Linked DNA regions of Homo sapiens: all the other regions are linked to region 2. Evidence: chromatin loops called from intact Hi-C (ENCODE). Cell type or tissue: mammary epithelial cell. All regions are shown on one strand. Links, peaks and the distances in the headings refer to the core of each region. The heading gives the core; the rest is flanking DNA. Region 1 has its middle 90 kb from the start of RUNX1. Region 2 has its middle 150 kb from the start of RUNX1. Region 3 overlaps LOC100506403 (a long non-coding RNA gene).

Evidence for each region. Peaks named below come from ENCODE experiments on the same cell type or tissue, not always from the same donor. Only the 100,000 strongest peaks of a DNase experiment are listed, where the experiment ranks them.
Region 1: a loop joins it to region 2, with 7 times the contacts of the local background. A loop is called at or near these places in 6 of 110 quality-filtered maps.
Region 3: it touches region 2 in a loop (8-fold over the local background); 4 of 110 quality-filtered maps call a loop at or near these places.

What each region holds. Positions count from the first base shown.
Region 1 is chr21:35,136,364-35,142,007 of GRCh38, reverse strand. No RefSeq gene overlaps it. Among named protein-coding and RNA genes, the nearest start is that of RUNX1, 90 kb to the right of the region's middle. In mammary epithelial cell, for the core only: a CTCF peak has its summit at 3,272 (motif pointing left); a DNase peak (open chromatin) is centred at 3,137; H3K27ac peaks cover 2,500 bases.
Region 2 is chr21:35,195,874-35,201,517 of GRCh38, reverse strand. No RefSeq gene overlaps it. Among named protein-coding and RNA genes, the nearest start is that of RUNX1, 150 kb to the right of the region's middle. In mammary epithelial cell, for the core only: no CTCF peak of the experiment used is centred there; a DNase peak (open chromatin) is centred at 3,357; H3K27ac peaks cover 2,500 bases.
Region 3 is chr21:35,372,234-35,377,877 of GRCh38, reverse strand. LOC100506403 (a long non-coding RNA gene) reads left to right here. Exons shown (of 3, transcript NR_073512.1): 3 at 5,085-5,371. Among named protein-coding and RNA genes, the nearest start is that of RUNX1, 330 kb to the right of the region's middle. RefSeq lists a silencer at 53-347. In mammary epithelial cell, for the core only: no CTCF peak of the experiment used is centred there; a DNase peak (open chromatin) is centred at 2,557; H3K27ac peaks cover 1,337 bases.

The sequences.
Region 1 (5,644 bases), core at 2,073-4,572, 59 kb after region 2:
AAATAAGTAGCCCCTTTATCTCACTTTTTATATCCCCAGACTCCCTTTCCCCATTAATTTTGGTTGGCGTTGCATGAACAGCATGTTCGCCTGGTTGGGAACAGGAGGAATCGGGGCTCGTGTGGATGACAAAGCACAGTTCTACCTCACCTCCTCCTGCATTACTTTCCCATACCACTCTGTACTTTGCCTTCATAACACTAATTTCAGCTTGTGCTAAAATCCTTATCTTCACAAGCATTTGCTTAATGCCCATCTACCCTGCTAGACCATAAGCAGCATGAGGCCAGGCACAATACATTTCATGTCCCCAGATCCTAAGACAGTATATTCCCCAGGGATTTTTTAATAAATGAAGGCATGACTCTGTGAATTATTGGGGCCAGTCAAAGTCCAAGGCTCATCCCTGAGTGAGGCCATCAGGGATGAGCCTCCTGTGGCCAGGAGCGGTGGCTGACGCCTGTAATCCCAGCACTTTGGGAGGCCGAGGCTGGCAGATCACTTGAGGTCAGGAGTTCAAGACCAGCCTGGCCAACATGGTGAAACCCCGTCTCTACTAAAAATACAAAAATTAGATGGGTGTGGCAGCAGGCACCTGTAATCCTAGCTACTCAGAAGGCTGAGGCAGGAGAATTGCTGGAACCCAGGAGGCGGAGGTTGCGGTGAGCCAAGATCGCGCCAGTGCACTCCAGCCTGGGCAACAGAGTGAGATTCCGTCAAAAAAAAAAAAAAAAATTGGTGTGTGTGATGCTGGCTTTGACTTCAGTCACTGGGGTGTATGGGAGGTAGGTATGGGACTGGAGCAGTCAGCATTTTAGTTGACTTGACTAAATTATAAGTGTAGATAAGACAGTTCCCTTTGCAGCTGAGAGCCCGTTATGGGATAGTATGCATTACCTCATTCATTATGGCCAAAACTCTGAGAAGCAGGTGTGCTTGGCCCCATTTTGCATAATCCCAGCCTCAGCGAGGTTGAGTAACTAGTACAAGATCACACAGCTAAGGTTTTAACCAGGTGGTTATGTTTCTTTCTGTAACGTCACACAATCTTCCTGTAATATGAACTTGGGTCTATTTCCCTATACCGTTCTCCTTGATCATAAATAAGTCGGCTGCATGAAAGACAAAATGGTCCAGTGTTTGCAGAAGGATACGGTCAAAATACTTAACAGCTCACATGCCACAGCCTCAGCAGTAGGGACAAATGCTGATTATAAAACCCCTAGTTCATTCCACTGAGATTCCAGATAACATACAGGACCTCCATGCACTTTGAATTTCAGATGAACAACAAATAATTATTTTAGTATAAGCAATACAAAGAACATACTTATACCAAAAGAAAGTTTATGCGTTGGGTTGGAAGGCCTGAGCTTCTGATCTGACATCAGACACGTCAGAACAGCACCACTGGGAACAGGTCACTCAAACTTGCTAAGTCTCGGGGGTTGATTTCTGGTGAAAATGTAAGAGCTTAACCGGGCAATGCTGACTTAGAATCAGTGCTTAAAAATGATTTGTTTTCTGCCTGGCGCGGTGGCTCACGCCTGGAATCCCAGCACTTTGGGAGGCCAAGGCAGGCAGATCATGAGGTCAGGAGATCAAAACCATCCTGGCTAATATGGTGAAACCCCATCTCTACTAAAAAATACAAAAAAATTAGTTGGGTGTGGTGGTGGGCGCTGTAGTCCCAGCTACTTGGGAGGCTGAGGCAGGAGAATGGCGTGAACCTGGTAGGCGGAGTTTGCAGTGAGCCGAGATCGCACCACTGCACTCCAGCCTGGGTGACAGAGTGAGACTCCATTTCAAAAAAAAAAAAAAAAAAAAAGATTTGTTTTCTTTTCAAAGCCTGAACAGTTGTGGTTGGGGCAAGAATCTCAACTCTAGTCTAATCTATGTCCTGCATCCTATTGTGATTTCTGTGCAGGCTGTTATGACATAATTTTTATGATTAATGAATTTATATCCCTAGCAAATTCCCTACCCTTTTAGCTGAAGGGCAAAACAATGCAAGTTTGAAAAACTGTTAAGATAAAACAGCAGCATTACTAACATATACATTTATGTTAAAACACATCAGCACTGATCCATCATCATAATATATTAGTATACTATGTATAATATCATATTCATCATTTAATAGTGAATGCATATTAAAGCCATCCAAATGCCCAAAATGAGTTTTCCCTAGATTGTGGGCCTAATGGCTAATTTTTCTTTTCTTCACACATATCTACATTCTAACTTTTCTGTAGTGAGCATGTGTGGCTTTAATAATTTTAAAAAAGAGAGAAAGAAATTACTTTTATACTTTAGTCACCAACTAAGAACTTGACAGTCTATGAGGTCAGAAAGGCAGACGTGAAGGGCAATAAGGCTAAGCAACAAAGCTTCTTCCAGAGGAGCAGATATATTTATGGAAAAATGCAGCAATTCAACTCAGAGTGAAAATGCAACGACCATCACTAGAGAGTGGAAATAATCAGTCAACGAACCCAGGTTTTGTCTACATGACATAAATAACTCTTGGGGGTGGGTTGCTTTTTTTTTTTTTTTCCGTTCCATTGGCCAATTTAGGCATACTGTGAACAGAGAATTTGATTAAGCTCCAATGTAGTGTAAGGTATGGCTTAAAATTTGTTGTTAATATCCTTGAACCCTCACCTGTCCATAGCACCCACAGGAGCAAAAAGCACCACCTTCATTACTGCCCACATCCTTCCCAACTGCACTCTGTGTTCGTGGATCTGACCTAATGGGTGAAACACTGGGGTGTTTTCTCTATTAGAGCAATGTCATGAGGCAAGGGTGTGCTGTCTGCCCCTTGAGAACATTTGTTTGTAAAGGGGTTAGAGTTTTTAATATATATGCAAAGAATGATAATGAAATGTGTCTGGCCTGAACATAATCAAGCAAGATTCCATCGAGTTTCAACAATCCAGCGCGCCAGGGTTGAAGACATTTTTACCGTAACTCGTATTTTCAGCCCTGTGAAGTTGCCGCCCACACAGGAAATGACTTGGAACAGGTGGTCCTCAGAGCTTGCTGGTCTTGTCTGGCTCCGTGGGTAATGCTTGTGGGCTCCTGAGTCACTGAATAATTATGAGCCTGAACAAAAGGCTCTCAGATAAGCCCTCAGTCAAGACACAGGGAAAGGCAAGGTGCAGAAGATGACTGTCTGAGCGTGCTAACTGTTCAGAGCGAGTTGATGAATGAGGCTCTGGAGGAAACAATGCCTCCTTGGTTTTGCTCTTCTTGGCTCCCCTGGCACCTGGTGGCAGAAGGACGAGAAAGCACAGGTGAGGGGAGTGTCGTTGCACACCTTGGCTTTTAATGAACTTAAATGCATTAGAAAACACCCTACTTAGAAACAGTCCTCCCAGAGACAATGAGCTCTTATTTCTGCACTGTGTGCCCAGTGCTGTGCATGTAGAGGCTGTATCTCTTCTCATCCTTTCCCAGGATGGGAAGTGGTGATATAATCTTTCCCATTTCACAGAGGAAGGAACTGAGGCGCAGGAGCTCACATACTTAGCTTTATCTTTCATGAGGGGAAATGGATGGGGTTATGGGCTCAATTATGTCCTCCTATACACACACACACACACACACACACACACACACATCTGTGTATGTGTATAGAAGTCCTAACCCCCAGTTTCATGGAAAGTATCCTTATTTGGAAATAGGGCCATTGCAGGTGTAATGAGTTAAGATGAAGTCACATTGGAGTAAGGTGGGTCTCTAATCCAATGTGATAGTTGTCCTTATTTAAAAAAACAAAATGCCTTGTGCAGACAGGGAGAGGGCCATGTGCAGACAGAGAATTCGAATAATACATCTACAAGTCAAGGAGTGCCCAGTACTGCTACTGGCAACCACCAGAAGCTATGAGAGAGATGAGGAAGAAGCCTCTTTTACAGTTTTCAGAGGGAGCATGGCCCTCCGACACCTTGATTTCTGACTTCTAGCCTCCAGAACTGTGAGACAATAAATTTCTGTTATTTTAAGTCACCCAATTTGTGGTACTTTGTTATGGCAGCTCCAGAAAACTAATAGAGATGAGAACTCACATGTATTGGGGGCCTGGTATGTCAATGTTAATAGAACCTAAAATAAATAAATAAATAAATAAATAAATAAACAAACAAACTTCATCAGCTACAAGTAAGAAGGAATTACTAACGTGAGTATGTGATTCAAATGAAAATAATGTGAGTGGATAATGTATGGCCGAGAGGGTATAAGAGTTAGTGGTTCTGTTAAAAAGCACAGAAATGAGAAAGAAAGGGGTCCGTGTGCAAATTCTAGAATACACCTCTTGATGGGGGTGAATTAGACCCTACTTTAGGGGAAAAAAAAATACAGGTGAACTCCTGCCACCTCTATCCAACTGCAAAGTTAGAGCCACAGTGTCTACAAAACCACCTTCACTTCTGACATCAATTTCAAGTTCAGGGGGCTCTCAAAAACACACTCAGTGTCAATAAGTCACTAGAAGGAGCACAGGACTCACTAAAGCTATTCACTGGTGATTGCAGTTTATTACCGGGAAGAATGCAGCTAACATCAGCTAAGGAAAGAAGCACATAGAGCGGAACCCAGAGAGTACCAAAGGCAGGGCTTCCATCGTCCTCTCCCTGTGAATAACAACAGCATCACTTTTCCAGCATGCTGTGCAACAACACACCACGCAGGGAAACCCACCCGAGCCTTTGCATCCAGGGGCTCCGCTGGGGTCTTATCACCACCTAGGCATGGCTGGCTGCCCAGGTAACTGGGCTCAGTTCCCAGCCCCTCAGACCAAGCTGAGACCACATGACCTAAAGCCCCCATCTTCACTAAGGCTTGTTGATGTGACCCAAGGCCCCACCCAAAATCACCTTGTCACTATCTGGCTGGTCCAAGGCCTGCAGGCAAACAAAGCCACTCCTATCAGACATGACATTCCAAAGGCACAGATCACTTCCCAGAAGCTGAGAGCAAAAGGCCAGGCCTTTCTCTGAGCATATTTAGATTCTTTACTTCACCTTAGGTTACATACAGTCCTCTGTTTTTCCATCTGACCCAACCCTGATAAACAGCTCCACAACCCCAACTCTGGGAGCAACCTTTCCTCCCGGTAGAGGCTTGGAATGAGAAGGGATATCTCTCTCACCTTCCCACAGGCTCCCTTGTGTGTCTAGAGCAAAGTCTTCTCCAAGCCTCTCACAGGAAGGAGTCTTTGTGCAGCTGGGTCTTCCAATGTCCAGTTTGCCTGTGCTCACCAGGCTGGCTGTGTCTAGGAACAATAAGAGGCTCAGCCCAGGAAAAGCAAGAAAAACCTAGTTTTGCTTTGGTCAGCAGGGATGGATATGGGACAGTAGAGATGAGGGTCTTTGAAAAGGTGAGAAGACAGCACCCTGGCAGCAGCAGGACCCCAGGATGAAGGCCAGAGCCACTGAGCCAGCAGCTATCCCTGTACCAGAGACGCTGATGGATGAGGGTCCTCCCACAGCCCAAGTGGGGGTGGGGGAGGTACTTCTCTTCCTTGTGATTCTGTTTTTTATGCCAAAATACGGTGCGTGTGACCCTTTTCAGAAGCTGCCTTCCATAACCAAATTAACCAAAAGGAGCAGCAGATAACATTTATGTATTCTTCCTC
Region 2 (5,644 bases), core at 2,149-4,648:
GAAGGACTGGTAGGTTTGAGACAGCTAAGAGTTCAATATTGTGAAACAGAATATGCAAGGCAGAGAGGCGGTAAAAAAAGATGTTGCACAAACAAGCAGGGACTAACTCACATCTTTGTCAGAATGTCACTTTCTTACTGATTTCTTCCCTGACTACCCTATGTAAAATGAACCCCTCCTCCAGCATTCCCTAGAATCCTGCCCTGCTTTGTTTTTCTTTGTCACCTTGTACACAAGTCACCTTCTAAAAATAAGTATAAATATACATGTATGTATACAAATGTACATATACATGTGTGTGCATGTCATACAAACACACACACATGCATGAGTTATTTTGTTTATTATCTGTCTCCTCTCAGTAGAATGGAAGCTCTACCAGAACAGGGATTCTGTTCACTGCTATTTCCTTAGCACCTAAATCAATGCCTGGCACACAGTAAGTGCTCAATAAAAACAGGTTGAACTGAATAAATGACTGCATAGCCTCCTCCGGCAGGCAAGAAAGGTGAGCTCATTCTTTGGTCAGAAGAAACTTGAAAAATCCTAAGCAAGGGAAGATGTGATCATATTTTCCTGTTCTAGAGGCATTGTTCACGGTGGACCGTCATGGAGTCCTTTCAATGATTTGAGCTAGCTGCATGAGGGCCAGACCCAGAGAGTGAGAGAACTGGGAACAGCTGGCAGAACTGGATGGCAGATTGGAGGGGACATAGGGAGAGTGGGCAGGTAGGATTCCCTCAGGTGTCTGGCTTGAGCAAACAAGTGTTATTCATGGAGAAAGGATAGGAACATGCGTCAGTGAAGCCAAGAAAACTTTTAAAAAATAATGCTTTTATTCCAAGGAGGGTGAAAGATATCATAGATGCTCAATAGCTAATGACTGATTGATTGAAAATGTAAGGAAAGAAATGGTCTGGTAGAATCCTATTAATTATTAAATCTATAGCTTTCTGAATTACCTGTGGCCTAAGAAAGGTGATGAGACTTGGGAAATGTCTTATGTAAAAGAAATGGGAAGGATTCACTGAAAAAAAAATCTGTGAAGAGCAAATAACTTTTTGAAAGACAGCATTTCACTTCACATTATTGTTATTTGCTTTAACGGGGAATCCTGTGCAAGCGCAAAACTTGTCTTCTCAGCTTTGAGTACTGCATTCTGTCCCTGTGGACTGGCATCCACAGGAGAAGCTAAAGAACCTGTAAAGGGCTGGGTATGGTGGTTCAAATCTGTAATCCCAGCCCTTGGGGAGGCTGAGGCAGGAGGATCGCTTAAACCCAGAAGTTTGAGATGAATCTGGGCAACATAATTAGACCCCACCTCTACAAAAAATATTAAAAATGTTAGAAGGCATGGTGGTGCACAGCTGTAGTCCCAGCTACTCAGAAGCTGAGGCAAAAGGATTGCTTGAGCCCTGGAGGTCAGTGCTGCAGTGAGCTATGATCGTGGCACTGCACTCCAATCTGGGCAACACAGTGAGACCCCATATCTGCAAAAAAATTAAAAAATTATTTTGGCATAGTGGCATGCACCTATAGTCCCAACTACTCAGAAGGTTGAGCCAGGATGATTGCTTGAACCTCGGAAGTTGAGGCTACAGTAAGCTTTGATTTCATCACTGCACTCCAGCCTGGGTGACAGAATGTGCACAGAAGTAAAACTCAGTGAATTTCCATCAGAATTCCTGGAACTCCTTTAGGGGCAGATGTGGCATTGAAGAGTCACCAAACCTGCATTACTACCCAGCTACAATAAATTTGCTGAGCAGCTTTCATAAGTAAACCCATGGACAAGCTATCATCTCCCTGACCTGGTTTGTGTGAAATTGCTGGTTAGGTTGCTGAGTTGCTTCCAGTTTTTGAAGAGGGGTGGTGTCCCTCAAAGTCATGCATTTGGTGTGGCTGGATGAAGCGTCCTCCCAAACACTGAGATCCAATAGCCCTAGACAATGGCAGGCCTGGCAGCCCGCCCTGGACTGGACTGGCAAATGCTGATGGGACGAGCCTTGCATGTGGCATTATCGGTGGATGAGCCTTCTCAGAGCCTGTTGTTTGGAGCAAAAGAGAGTATGGACATTTCAGCCTTTACTGTAACATGAGAATAAGAACACCCATTGTGCACTGCATTTATGAATTAAATGTCATCAGACCGTCTAGTGCTTAGCACAATACTGAATAGGAGGATGCAGTCAATGATTGTTAGTTTCACAGTCCTTGGGGTGTTCGACCCTCTCTCTTCACATCAGGGATGCTGAAATGTGTACATGTGCTAAAAGAGATATGTAGGAATAAGTTCTTAAGTGAAGAAAGTAGAAAAAATGGGAAAGTACCATGCTGAACATGAAGGTCACTGAGTTTCATGAAATGACTTGGTCAATTTTCTACATTTAGGTCTTTAGCTGAAATGTACAAACAACTGTAAACCAATTCAACATTTGTATGATACATATGTGTGTGTGTGTGTGTGTGTGTGTGTGTGTGTGTTCTATGACTGTTGATATTTTGAAAAAAGTGTTTTGTTGTGGGTGGTTCTTTTTCTTTAAGCTGTGCTTTTAGAAGTTTACTATGTTCTTAAATATATCTTTTACATGTAAGTGAAATCTTTGTTTCCTAAAAAAAGAAAAAAACACATCCTTGATTTTGCAATGGAAATCAGTGAAGCAACTGGCTATCAGAAATTCACTTTATAATATTTGAGAAGCTCCAAATTTAGTGGGAAGTACCACTAAACCAAACATATCAATATCTAGTGTCACTTTCACTTTTCTCTCAAGGCAACTTTGGCAAGACTCAATATTTTGAAACAACCCGTACATATGAATCCCCATTTGTAGTTTGTTTGTTTTTTTAAACTATCTTATTTTGAGTTAATTAATTTACCCCTTCCAAAGCCTATCTTCCCTCCCATCAGTTTCTCCAGGTTGTTTTCTTCTATGTTATTTTTCCTTTGTATTATAATTTGCCTTGTATAAGTCAATTCAACATCACACATCAAACACTAGCTATGTGTTTGTGTACTATGTGTTGTCACATCACATAAATTTAGAATCCGCTGAGATCAGAACAACATTTTATTCCTTTCTTTTCTTCCTTCCTCCAATTCCCAAAGTAGAGAATTCAGAAGAGTGGTGCTTGCCAGCAATTTTTGATGAGAGATCAAGCTGTTGGGGAATGTTCTTCTCCTCTTATTTCATTCCATTTGAATCTATGACTGTTGAAGTTTTCCACGTTCTTATACTGACTCAACAAATGTCCCCAGGGGTATTTCCATCTTCTAAGCATTAGTTCACTTTCTTTGCTTATTTACTCCCAGTTGCTTCGTGAACTGAGCCAGGATATCAGTGATTAATGACTCAGTACTATTTCAGGAATCCCCTGCATTTTCCATATGCTGACTCACCTACAGTTTTCTATGTTCACCTGTTGGGAGCATGGCTGTGGCATAGGACATGTGGCTTTGGATGGCCAGAAGGCCCTGAAAACTTATATGCAATTGCAAAACTGCCATCCGAACAAAGCCCTTTTGCCTGTTTTTCTTTGGCACTTTTCTTCCCTTGAGCAAGTTCCTTGAGAATAGAGATGGATTTGTCTTAGTCATCTTTGAATCAGCAATGGCTACCTTAGTACTTAGGGTTGCAATAAAATATCTGTACTCAATAACTATTCATTGAATGATGGAGTAATGTAATCTTGAGGAGTCTCAAAGACAGTTAATTTATGTTTGGTGAATTGTAATGGTTGTAAACGTGGAAGAACCATTTTAAGAAGATAAAGGCTTAGGCCAATATCCAGGAATAACTTAAATGCCTAAAGTCTTGGAGTTACTTAGAAAGAATGGTATGATGAGAAAACCATAAAAGGACCAAAAAAGAGTCAAAGCAGTTGAATGAAACCTGCCAAAGGTTTTATTACCATGCAGCCTTATTGGTGTTGATTCTCTTAAGCTGGTCTTTCCTGCAAAACACATCCCTTGTTTTTGTCTGTCTTTAGCACTAAACCCAACTCTTTTGTTCATACTAACCCCTTTCTTCAAATATATGACATGAATTACACGAAGTAAGTATGCACGATGTGTTAGGGATCCCCACAGCCATTCTCAGATTCAATGACTCACTAGAAAGACTTACAGGACTCAGCATATGGTCATATTCACAGCTACAGTGTATTATAATGAAAAGATACCAAAGGAGATGATCAAAGTGAAAAGGCACATGAGTTCAAGTCCAGAGGAAACAAGAAACCAGCTTCTATGAGTCCTCTCTCCCAGCGCAGTCGTACAGGACATGCTTAATTCCTTTAGCATTGAATTGTGACACATGTTGTCTACCAGGGAAGCTTGTTAGAGATTCAGTATCCAGAGTTTTTATTTGGGGCTTATCACATAGGCACTCTTCCCCTAACACACACCAACATTCCAGACTCTCCAAGAAAAGCAGGTGTTCAGCATAAGTCCCATTGTGTTTATAAACACTTCAGGTATGGTAAACCAACTTTATCAATTAGTTAAAGCTTATCAATTAATTAAGCCACTCTCTAGTGGTGGAAACATTACTGAAATCCCAATTTTCAGATGTGAACCAGGGACCAACCTTGCAAGTAGGTGTTCATCAGGCTAGCAGTCTCAGGACTGCTATATTTACTGTACAGTGTACACCAAGCTCATCATCTTTCCCTATCTTGGAATATTCCACCCTCTCAATCCCAGCTCTGTGCTTTGCTGATTTTATCATTCAAACTTGAACACAAACAGTGTCTCCTAAAGAAGCCCTAGCTGGCCGTACTATTGAATGTAGCTCCTATACCAAGTCACTCTCTACCATTGTCCAGCCCCTTTTGAATTTCATCTGTATGTTCCATGTTGGAAGGGATATTTGTTTTGTTACTTTCTCTACGCTCTGGACCCAGAAGAGTATCTGACCCTTACACAGGAGTTCAATAAATATTTCTAAAATTAATTGAATGACTTAGCCCTGTCAGAAGTCCTTTTGTTCATTTATGTGCTGACTTTTATGTTGTCAGGATACTTGGCACCCTGGAATGTGATCTCTGCTAAGTTGGACTTCTCGTATCTTGTTTTCTGCTGTATCTCTAGCAGCTGGAAGAGCGCTGAGCACATAGAAAGCTCTCCTCGAATACTTACGGAGGCTGCATAATTTATAAGGAAAAGAGGTTTATTTGTTTTACAGTTCTGCAGGCTGTACAAGAAGCATGACACCAACATCTACTTCTGATAAGAGCTTCAGGAATCTTCCACTCACTGGGGAAGGTGAAGAGGAGCAGGCTTGTGCAAGTCACATGGTGAGAGAAGAAGCAAGAGAGAGGGGAGGGAGGTGCCAAGGTCTTTTAACAACCGGCTAGGGGGTGAACTCTTGAGGGAACAAATAGAGTGAACACTCACTCACTACTGCAAGGACAGCACCAAGCCATTCATGAGGGACCCACCTCCATAACCCAAACACCTCCTACTAGACCCCACATCTAACAACAGGGATCAAATTTCAACATGAGGCTTAGAGGGGACAGATATCCAAATTATGCAAGCCAGTTATTATTCCGTACATTCTGATCTGTTTGTGGGAGAGATGGAACTGTATTTCTTCATAATTTCCTTCCAAAAGTATTGATAGAATACAGACTTTGTTTA
Region 3 (5,644 bases), core at 1,383-3,882, 180 kb before region 2:
CTAACTACATGATTTTGTATGGAATAAAAACATAAGAAATTCATTGTCCGATGTTGTAGATGCTTTTTTATTGGCATCAATTGTCAGAGGTGTAATAATTGCAAGCATCCATATCACAGGAAATTCCAGAGAAGTGAGAAAGACTTAGAATAATAGAATTTTAATGCAGGGAGGAAGCTTAGCGATCACTCTGGCTGTGAACTGCATCTCCAAGGAGGAACTCACATCTTGGGACAGCCAAGGTGACACAGTAAGCTGGGGAGGGGCAGGAGAACTGGGACCAGACCCGGGGGTCTGCTCTCCTAAGCCCATGCTCTTCAACTGTGGCTCTGCAGAAATGTATGTGTTTTTTGTTTTTACTGAATTGAATGTCTGAATGAACTCCAATTCATTTGCAAAAAATGCCAAGAAAAATGTTGAGTTTGTTTTTTTAAATATCCAGAATTAAAAATGTGTGTTGCAGAGAATAACACCCTTTTAAGAATATATTATTAAACAGGATCACGGGAAGGCCTTTAAGGTATTAATGAGTGGATTTCACAGGAAGCAAACCATCATATATGATATAGTTACATTTTACATTTTATATCTTTGGAACTCAACTATAATTGAAGGCACTGATTGCACTTATAAGTGAATATTCTTTCTGCCCTCAATGTGTTTTCTGAGATAGGTGTATTTGTTCCAGTGTACTATATTTGTTGATTTTATTAAAGATTCTATTATAATAAAATTTAAATATTCACATTTCTGTATATAAAATGAAAGTGTAATATTTATTATATAATTATAATAAAACAAAAACAAACCAACACTGAAAGGATGGGGATCCACAATTTTACTTTCTTATTGTTCTAGCCTGTTAGGAAGTCTGTTGTTTATAAATTGTGGTTTCTGAAATAACCCTCATTTTTTTGCTACCACTCTGAAGTTCAGTGTTAATTTTTTAGCATCAGCTGTCATCCTTCCCATCACAGTCACCACTGGTAGTTATAAAGCAATTTCAGTTCTATCCATTAGCCAAGAAAAGAGATACTTATTCATAAAATACTTGGAAATTGTCAGAAAAATACAGAAATGGGCAGCATTGAGAGTGGATCGGTACTGGAATCCGTGCTATGAGTAAAGAAATTTGAAGTTAGAAGCATGTGTTAGAGAAATCTGTGGAGGACAACGAAAAAAATTAAAAATAGAACTACCAGTGGAAGCAATCCCACTTCTGGGTATTTATCCAAAATCATCAAAATCAAGACCTCAGAGAGATATTTGCTCTCCCGTGTTCATTGCATCACTACTCACAATAGCCAAGGTATAGAGATAACCTAAATGTCCATTGCTGAAAGAGTGGAAGGAAGCCGGGCGTGGTGGCTCATGCCTGTAATTCCAGAACTTTGGGAGGTCGAGATGGGTGGATCACCTGAGGTCAGGAGTTTGAGACTAGCCTGGCCAACATGGTGAAACCTCATCTCTACTAAAAATACAAAGATTAGCTGGATGTGGTGGTGTGCACTTGTAGTTTCAGCTACTTAGGAGGCTGAGGCAGGAGAATTGCTTGAACCCAGTAGGCAGAGGTTTCAGTGAGCCGAGATCATACCACTACTCTCCAGCCTGGGTTGACAGAGTGAGGCTCTATCTCACAAAAAAAAAAAAAAAAATGGATAAAGAAAATATGGTATATTCATACAATAGAATATTATTCAGCCTGAACAAAAAAGGAAACCATGAAATATGCAGCAGAATGGATGAACCTGGATGACACTGTGTTTAGTGAAATAAGCCAGTTACAGAAAGACAAATGTAGCATGAGGCATCTAAAATAGTCAAACTCACAGGAGCGAGAGTAGAAAGGTGGTTGCCGGGGGTTGAGAGTGGGAGGAAATTGATGTGTTGCTATTCAAAGGGCATAAAGTTGCAGTTAGGCAAGACGAGCAAGTTCTATAGATCTGCGGTACAACGTTGTACCTATAGATAACAATACTGTGTTGTACACTTAGACATTTCTTAAGTGGGCAGATCTCATGTTAAGTGTTCTTACCATAATTTTTTTAAAAAGTGATATGGAGGACCCAAAATACATCAGGCACTGCTTGTCTGTAAGCCACTGGAGAATGCCGTTGGCCTGTTTTCTGTCTTTAGTCCCAGCAGTAACCCCTCTATCATAGACATCATTTACCATGAAAAATGTGAACCCTAGAGAGAGTAAGTACTTTGCCCCAACTTATGCAACTGGAAGCATTAGACTTCATATTAGAGCTAATGATGAGGTCATCCCTGGGTGTGAAGGGTAGTGAGATCCTCCATCCTTGGGGGATGGTTAACCATCTACATCTTCTGTCCCATCTTCCAAAGCCAGAAAGAATCCATGGCTTAGGGATTCTCTGGTCAAAGGCTGACTTCACTGAAAAAGAAGAAGATTCAGATCAGTCTGTGCTGGGTGAAGTGACTCCAGAAATATGACGCAACTTATGCATTATGGGGAGCACACACCAAGGGGCCAGGCATCCAGGAGTGCCAAGACACTGTCCAGGCAGAAGATGAGCTTTCCCTTACATGGCTAGGTATGAATCAGACTCCAGCAATCCAGGCAGCTGTAACAGGAAGGCAAGTCTTCCTCCAATTCTGAAATAATTAGTAGTCACCATTAGGAATGTTGAGGCCAGTTAGTGTGTTCCTGTCTTCTAGACTTATCTACAGGGATCAGAAACATAGCCCTGACTGAATGGACCTCTGTCAACAGTGTAAAAGTCCTCTCTCATTCCTTGTCTAAATAGGCCTAATTCTTAGAGATCCCATAGATATCATAAAACTTATCTTTTCTAATAGGCAAGAGGAATATCACAATGCTAATTGCCTCTTTAAAAAAAAAGAAGTTCTGATTTGAAACCTGATAAACCTCTCAAGTAATGATTGGGTCATGTTTACCTAATTCTTATGCATCGGTGAGTGTCTAAAAGAAATCATTATTAAACCTAGCTTGCTGACTGCTTTCACTAAGTGTTAAATAATAAATAATGCATTTCTACTTCAATTAATCTACTTAGACATCTCACAGGCCAAATGCCTTGGTGGAGATGTTCTAATCTACAGAATCAATCCCCGGCATGACTCTGCCTCTTGACATTTGGAGCTCCCTAACACAGAGCTCTTAATTCCATATACAAGGTAAATGGATAATTTAGATGACCGAGTTCTGCCATTGTGCTCAGACTGATAAATAAGAGAAGGCACTGTAATGACAACTTGCAAATCTACTCAAGGCAAAATTTGGAATGAATCTTCACTCCCATCCATATGAGGCAATTTTTTCTTAATTTCATATGCTTGTACATTTTTCACCTTAACATGAAGGTGTGCGTGTGTGTCTAAGACTTTTGTAGAAGTGCTACGCATATTGTTTCCTTACTATGGGGTTTATTAAATGATCCAAATTCTAGTCTTATTAGGACTGCTTAAAAAGTATTAGCAGAAAGTCTGAGTATTCAAGATAACAAAAAAGTGTTTATGTAATATTAACTGTTATTTTGATATTTCCTTCTGATTCTCGTCTATGTAAATAAATATCTTATACAGTTGAAACCATAGTATACATGTCATTTTCTAACACTTTTTGATAATCATTATGTTGAAAGTGTTTCCATGTGACAGGAGCTTTAATAATTATAAATGTTAATATTAAGAATAATACCATGACTCATCTAAAAATGTACAGTGATTTAACACTCTTATTAATTTTGGAAGTTTCATTTGCTTCTCTATTTTTGTTATTAATTTCATAAATAATACTGACGTGAACATCTTTGTGCATAGAGGTTTTCTTTTTTCCTTTCTTTTGAGGTCAATGGTCTAAAGACATATAGTACAATTGCCACATGTAAATATATAGATTCACTCGATGCTTCCCAGGATTAGACATGATCACTGTGCAAAATATGTGATAATACAATAAACAGAAAGTTACTGTTTTTTTAAATGCATACTTTTAATTAATAGTGAGATTGAGACTTTTCCATTTCTGTGTTCACTAATTCTATGTTATCTTCTGCTTCTGCATATCATTAGGCTATGTATCTGTTGGCATCACTGCTTTATCATTTTAGGAGATTTCATCAAAATTTTGCAGGATTTGTAACCACATATAAGAGGAGTGGAGGATTAAAGGCAATCAATCAAAAGTATGGGTAATTGGTGTGCATTTCATATGCTGCTAATCTCAAGGAGTTAAAAACACACATCCTTTTAAAAATAGGAGCTAGAAAGTCCCCTGGAGGCAACATCTTTCTTCATTTGTTCCATACTTTGCATAGCATACTTCCTGGAGGACCCCTTTGTAAATTGTTGTGCCGTTGACTCAGATACTTTTTTCCAAGTTATCTCTGCTCACCCAGAGTACCCACCCTCGCCAAATATCGCACTCATTGTCATGCTTGAGAATGTCATCCATCACTTCTTGGTGGAGTTTGTAGGCCCTTGTTTATGCTGTGTCTTGTTCTGCCTACACCTCTGTTGTGGCTCCCCTCACCTTGTAATGACTTATTTATGCTTCAGTTTGTGCAACGGGCTGCGAGCCACTGTGAGAGCACAGGGGGTGGGGGGCTGTGCATTTTCATCTCCATGTCCTCAGTATACAGAATGGTGCCAGGAAGGGACTGAGTGCTCCATAAGTGCATGGAGGTACTCAACTCAGGCTTTCAGGTGCTCAATAAATGATTGTGGGTGATAAATGAATGGAATTAAATTGAGGGATTAATTTTTATATCAGTATGCTATATTGATATGTAATCCATATATTAAAAGCACAATTTTTATATTAATAGTTAATATAATTATATAAATTATATAATTAAGTATAATATATAATTATACAATGCAATTTATAATTTATATATGATATCAAAATGGTATATTGATATGTATTCAATATATTAAAAGCCCATTTTTATATGAATATTTAATACAATTAATCATATAAATTATATAGTTAATTATAATATATGCTTATATAAATATATAAGATAAATAATAATTATTACATAATTATTAATTATATAAATTATATGAATCCTATCACATTGTCTTCTTCCTAGGGTCTAAATCAACGTCTGGTTATGAAGGGCCTAGAGCCAGATAGGAGCTTCTTACAGCTTTTGGCAGTTTCTGGTGGAGGCCAGCTCTCCTTGTCATCTACCTTGGCCTGAGAAGCCTGTTCCCCTCTGCAGAGGATGAGCTCAGGGCTACACCTTTCCTTCCAGGCTCTCATGGTGTGGTCCAGGCTCCATTTCTTTCTCTTTGAACCTCACTTCAACATGATTAGAGTGACTGAAGGTAAAGAAATAGGAACTGTTTTACCGTAAATAAATTAGTCCCTGCTACACTTTTTCTCTGTGTTGTTTCATCACATGTACTCACCTCAAAGGTCTTTTCAGCCCTTCACACCCCTGTGAGTTGCATTAAGCAATGTCACAGTGCTGCAAAACGCTTAGAAATATGTGTGTGCGTCACACAGAACTGTCCAGCCTTCAGAAGGAAAGGACCGAACATCTTTGTGCGTCTCCCTGTGGGAAAACAAAGATAGAAACTCAAATGGGCTCATTCTTTGCCTACATAAATATGTTTATCAGATGCAATTAGACAGCAGAGAGAATGG